Regions from separate parts of the Homo sapiens genome. Here region 2 is linked to region 1. A link is a loop called in an ENCODE intact Hi-C map of the cell type or tissue named here. Cell type or tissue: MCF 10A. All regions are shown on one strand. Links, peaks and the distances in the headings refer to the core of each region. The heading gives the core; the rest is flanking DNA.

What was found. A loop is a pair of places that touch in the nucleus more often than their neighbours do. Peaks named below come from ENCODE experiments on the same cell type or tissue, not always from the same donor. Only the 100,000 strongest peaks of a DNase experiment are listed, where the experiment ranks them.
Region 2: it touches region 1 in a loop (4-fold over the local background); 27 of 110 quality-filtered maps call a loop at or near these places.

The regions. Positions count from the first base shown.
Region 1 is chr14:23,185,410-23,188,326 of GRCh38, forward strand. It overlaps a transcript of RNF212B not described here. Among named protein-coding and RNA genes, the nearest start is that of SLC7A8, 3.2 kb to the left of the region's middle. In MCF 10A, for the core only: a CTCF peak has its summit at 1,857 (motif pointing left); a DNase peak (open chromatin) is centred at 1,842.
Region 2 is chr14:23,075,832-23,078,748 of GRCh38, forward strand. ACIN1 (apoptotic chromatin condensation inducer 1) reads right to left here. Exons shown (of 19, transcript NM_001386863.1): 8 at 2,320-2,435. It overlaps LOC124903288 (a long non-coding RNA gene), which reads left to right and starts at 2,435. Exons shown (of 2, transcript XR_007064077.1): 1 at 2,435-2,866. RefSeq lists an enhancer at 2,561-2,917. In MCF 10A, for the core only: a CTCF peak has its summit at 1,182 (motif pointing right); a DNase peak (open chromatin) is centred at 190.

The DNA.
Region 1 (2,917 bases), core at 316-2,815:
TTGTATACATTCAGATTTGAAGACTTCTGCTCCGATTTCAACATCACCATATAAAACAAATAATGTTTCTGCTTCTTAAACGTGAGTTCTTTCAGTAATATTTGGTAGTTCTAATTTATATGATGCAGACTTAATGTGGGATAAAACATGAATGTGATGAATTTGAGGTCTCTTGCTAAAACCAGTGCAAACTGATAACGATATGGTAAGCTTTAGCCCTCTCAAATTATGAACTAAGAAGCTAAGGGGGTTATGGGATCAAATACGTTCTTGGAATACAGCGGTACTAGGTGCACACGTTGGAAAGGAAGAGTTGCTGAAGATTAGTATTTCTATTTCTTTAGCACTTGGAATTTATAAGTGGCTTATTACCATTGATTACTGGTGCGATGTAATATCTAGGAAAGGGGCTGGGCACGGTGGCTCATGCCTGTAATTCCAGCACTTTGGGAGGCCGAAGCAGGTGGAGTGCTTGAACTCAGGAGTTCAAGACCAGACTGGGCAATGTGGTGAAACCCCATCTCTACAAAAAATACAAAAATTAGCTGGGTGTGGTGGCTCACGCCTGTAATCCCAGCTACTCAGGAGGCTGAGGTGGGAGGATCGTGTGAGCCATGGAGGTTGAGGCTGCAATGAGCCAAGATCGCACCACTGCACTCCAGCCTGGGTGGCAAAGTGAGACCCTGTCTTTAAAAAAACCAAACCAAAACAAACAAACAAACAAAGCTAGGAAAGGAATCTCCCCACTTTCAAAGGGAGCATTATTTATATTAAGTGCCTCTCTGTAGGTTGGAATCTTTTTGTGACATAAACTCTTAAGTGTGTCAAAATTCCAGGTGACTAACATTGAACACAAGAGAGAAAGAAAAGCCTTGGTGTAATATGTTGACAAAAATCTGTAAAAAATTACAAACTAATGTTTATTAAATTTTGAGCATTTTTTTTTTTTTTGAGAAGGAGTCTCGCTCTGCTGCTCTGGCCGGACTGCAGTGGTGCGATCTCGGCTCTCGGCTCACTGCAACCTCTGGCTCCTAGGTTCAAGTGATTCTCCTGCCTCAGCCTCCTAAGTAGCTGGGATTACAGGCACCTGCCACCATGCCTGGCTAATTTTTGTGTTTTTAGTAGAGACGGGGTTTCACCCTGTTGGTTAGGCTCGTCTTGAACTCCTAACCTTGTGATCCACCCGCCTCGGCCTCCCAAAGTGCTGGGATTACTCTATTCTGCATTTGCCTTTATATTTTTATTCTATTCTCTACGTTTAAATAGTGCTTTATAGCCCACAAATGGTTTTCTGAACAATATCTCAATTTTTTTCCTCCTCATGTAGTATCTTGGGCAGACGAGGCAGTTATCTTAAAGATTTTAAAAATTAGAAACCTGAGGCTTAAAGAAATATTTTACCTGAGGTAAAAAACAAGACAGTCTATTTGAGGGCAAATGGGAGATTGATAGTTTACACTGAGCACTTTTTCAGGATGCTATAGCTACTGGTCAAAGCCTCAATTTCTTTCACCTGAGGGAAACTCTGTGTTTTTGCTTTGGTGTCTTAACTGTGCCTTTTAGAGACTCACCTTGATCCTAACACTTATCTGCTCAGTGAGACCCACAGGACTTCACCTGGGCCCCCCCAACATTTGTCACCCCCTTCGCACAGTCCTCAGTGTGGCCATATCCCAAGTACGTAGTACAATTCTGTTTCCAATATCGGAGCCACTGTTTCAGCTGTTTTGCGTGCTTCAGATCAGAAGAAATTGATCCCTTTAACTAGGGAAAATTATGGATGAAAGGCCGTTTTCTTACAAATATGGATTTAGAAAGAGAAAGGCTGTGCGTAGCTGACACCTACTGGACAGAAAAGGTTATGGCTTGGGACATGCTGCTTGTGATAGTTAAAACACAAACACACACAACCCCCACGCAGTCATGTTCTAATATTCCCCTACTCCCCCCTTTTTTAGAGACAAGGTCTCACTCTGTCACCCAGGCTGGAGTGTAGTGGCACAATCACAGCTCACAGCAGCCTCAAACTCCTGGGCTCAAGTGATCCTCCCGCCTCAGCCTCCCGAGTAGCTGGGACTACAGATGTGCGCCACCACACCCGGGTTAATATTCCCTTTCAGAGACAAGTTAGACGTGTCTGCTAATGCAAAGGAATAGAGCACAAAGCTCATGCACTCCATTCCTGATTTTTTTTTCTAGATCCAATAGACAGCACTTTATTCTTGCTTTTTGTAACAGAGCTGGGAAGTCTGAGGTTACCAACAAAGGACCCAAATCTCTCCCTGGAGTCAACTCACAGTCCATGCGCTCACTCCATCCTTCTTCTCGTAACTATGTGCCCCATATCTATGTGCTTTAGTTTAAAGCAGAAGGAAACCCTGCTTTAAATTAAAGCCAACTTTCTTCCCAGAGTCCCAGGGATCACTGCCTATGGTCGATTAGATGGGGCCTTCCTGAGCCAGTAGTTTTAGATGCCTTTACTTCATTAGAAAATGAAAAGCAGATGAAAATTAATGAGAAAAGAAGAAAAAATTAAAAAAAGAAAAGGCCAAAATAGGTCAGAAAGAAAGGAAGATGAAATGAGGAGACTCGGTCAGTGATTAAGCCCTTTTTAGTGTATGCTCTGTTTGCCTTTTGGGCATATTCATAAGTTCAAAGGAAGTTGTGTCTTCTAGGGTTTATGCAGTCCTGAGAATTTGGATGCAGCTGACCCTGCTTTGTTATGATGGTTAATTAATTCAGCTCTTCTGGAGATAATGATGAATCCTTGCTCTGACACCAGAGACAAAAATTCCAACAGATTACTCCTCTGTCTGCTGCACTTGGTGGGATTCCATGGAGCCAGCCCAGCACTAGTGGGAAAGAAATAAAGAGGCACTGCCTGTGGCAGGCCAGATCTCCGCATTTTCTTGATTCT
Region 2 (2,917 bases), core at 122-2,621, 110 kb before region 1:
GTAACTGGGATTACAGGTGCACACCATGCCCGGCTAATTTTGTATTTTTAGTAGAGACGGGGTTTCACCATGTTGGTCAGGCTGGTCTCGAATTCCTGACCTCAGGTGATCCACCTGCCTTGGCCTCCCAAAGTGCTGCAATTACAGGCATGAGTCACCACGCCTGGCCATGCCATAAATGGTCTTTTCCATTTAGCATTGTTGATTACGCTTTCAAAATTGGCCAGAGCTCTAGAGGGCTGCCAGACTGCACACTTAACACTCTGGAGGGGTGAGAGACCAGGAAGGGTGTTGTTAATCAGTTGTGGTAGGGCCTCCAGAAATGTATGCAACCTTCTCAAAGATTTATTTACCAGATCCAATGCCTATGGGTTTAGGCTTCTGGGCATGCTGTTTTGTTAGAATGTTGAACAACCCATGTGATAGGCAGGTAGAAGGAAAGCAGGTACGAGTGATGTGTGTGAACTGCTCCTCAGTGAAGACTGCATTTCCCTTCTATACACTACTCCACTGAAGCGGGCCTAGGCAACAATGGACAATCTAAGTATTTGCCCAAGATGCCACTTGCCTATCATCTTATTAGAATCAATGTGACTAAATTATCTCAGTCATAAAATGAAGATCAAAACCACCTTTACCTGGAGTGGGGGGACAGGAAACTCTATGACTCCAAGCTTCATGTGCCCTGGACTTGCATGGGAATGTCCAGAAAAAAAGCTGCTTCAAAACAAAATAAAATGCCTTTCTGTTGCTAGGATCTCATAAACCCACAGAATTTTAAGGCTAGCAAAGAGCTTTTCAGAAAATCACTTTCTTCCCAAGGTGCATCGGAAGCAGTTCCTCAGGCCCAATTAGTAGCAGGCTGTCAATACCCACTTCAAAACTGCCATTTCACAAAGGACATGCTTTTGTAAAATGGAATGTAAAATGTACCTCCATGGAATTGGGAGGAGGGGGGCAGGTATTATGTCTGGTTGAGGGATATGGAAGAGAAAATGTCACCCCATTTCCTCATCGATGATGTAGCTGGGGAATCCTGAATACCTTCCAGAATCCGCTGAGTTTTCACTTTATGGTCCCAGAAGAAAAACCCTTTTCCAAAGGATAGCGTACCCATTCCAGAAGGGAAAAACCAAAAAATTTCAAAGGAAGTAGAGTGAACTTTTGGCTGCCAAACAAAAAATGTTAACAGCCACAAGATGGCAGCAGAGGTAAGACTGTCAGAATCGACAAGGATTATACCCCTCAGCAAGGGTATACCCCCAGGTAAAAGCTATATAGTAAGGTCTATAAAACTATCATTAAAGTCACAGGCAAATGAGATAAATCATGTCACCTGCCCACTACCCTCCAAAAGTCAGAGTTAAAGTACAGTTTGAAGCTCTCAGAAGAGTATAAATTATTAGACAATTACATATAGGGGAAATCATACTGGTAGCATTAGTGTTAATATGGCATAAAAACAAGTATAGAATAACTTTAGGCTAACAGTCTACACAGGACATTCTACAAAGCAGTTCAGGGTTCCTGATGTCTAAAAGCTACGCAATCTTATTCCCATAAGGCTTCATTTTTTCATTTCCCAGGAGACTTTGAAGCCAGGAATTCTGGCTCATTGGCTTCTTAATTTATAATACCTATCTCAGAAGAATGAATGACATACCTATTTAATTCTAATTTAACCTGATATGAGTATTTCTCTAGGACTTAATATAAAGATTTTAAAAACTCACATTAATTGTATAAATTTTAAGTTCAATCAAATGGTCTTAAGGGCCCAGGAACAAACTTCTGACTTGAAAGGAACTTCATAATTTGCTGTACTGTATGCTGTAAGAACTAGGATATCCTAGCAGAACTAGGATAGCTTAATGACAGGTAGTAACTAGGGAACTAGGGAAAATGCACAAACTAAAAAATAGCACCCAGCTGTGCCTTTATTAAGACCCTCAATATCCTTTATTAAACTGGGTTCCTAGGTAAACATGAGTTAAAGATTAAGATGCCCGGAGTCAATTCCCTTACATGGTTTTGAGTGTGGAAGCAGAAGCTTCTATTGCCTAAATCTTAAAGGAGTTGACTATTTTGGCTGGATGATCCCAGGTGAGTTTTCCTTGTGCCCTGACGACCACTTTTCAGGTTACCTTAAAGGTGGCAGCTCCCAACATAGTAACTGAAGTCTAGCCTTTGTCCAGATAAAGCTCTGCCTTTATGTTTTAAAAGGAAACTAGGACTGCTTAGTCAAAGAACCCTAGGGAGCGAAGAACTATCGCACACTCATAGTTCCCTGTTATACCCCGGTCGAGATATATCACTTACACAGTGTGATGAATTCTTTCTGATTCTGGCAGATGAGAGGTCTGAGTCTCTGAGGTTTGGGGCTGTGTGGCAGCTGGTGGCTCTGCCTCTTCAGCTTCACACTTCTTTGGGCTCCCCTGTCAGGAGATAGCAAAAACGAACAGAGCAAAACATTTAGATCTGCTTGGTTCCTTTTCTTCTACCTGGAGCCTGAAAAAGGCAGGGCAGGACATACACAGTACCAGCTCCACACACGGCCCTCTGTATCTGTTATTTCATTTTAGAATAAGGAAAGGAACATGGCTTAAAAATAGGTACTTCAAGAATATTTATGCCAGTAATCATTTTATCAGAATTTTTAATTTTTTTCCTTTTCCTCAGTGATCCTTGTTCTGACAGAATTCTTTTTTGAGAGAACTGAGAAAAGGCTGACTTCCTTTTGGCAGATAAAAGGAGGAGTTATGAGGAAGAATTGACCCTGGGGGCCCTGGAGATAACCCTGCTGCTCAGCCTCATGTAGAACTTCTACGAACCAGGGAGCTGGAAATGAGTTAAGCAGGATTAACAGGTATCCACCACATTTCTACTGAACCTTGTCCAGACTTAACTTTTTAGTTTT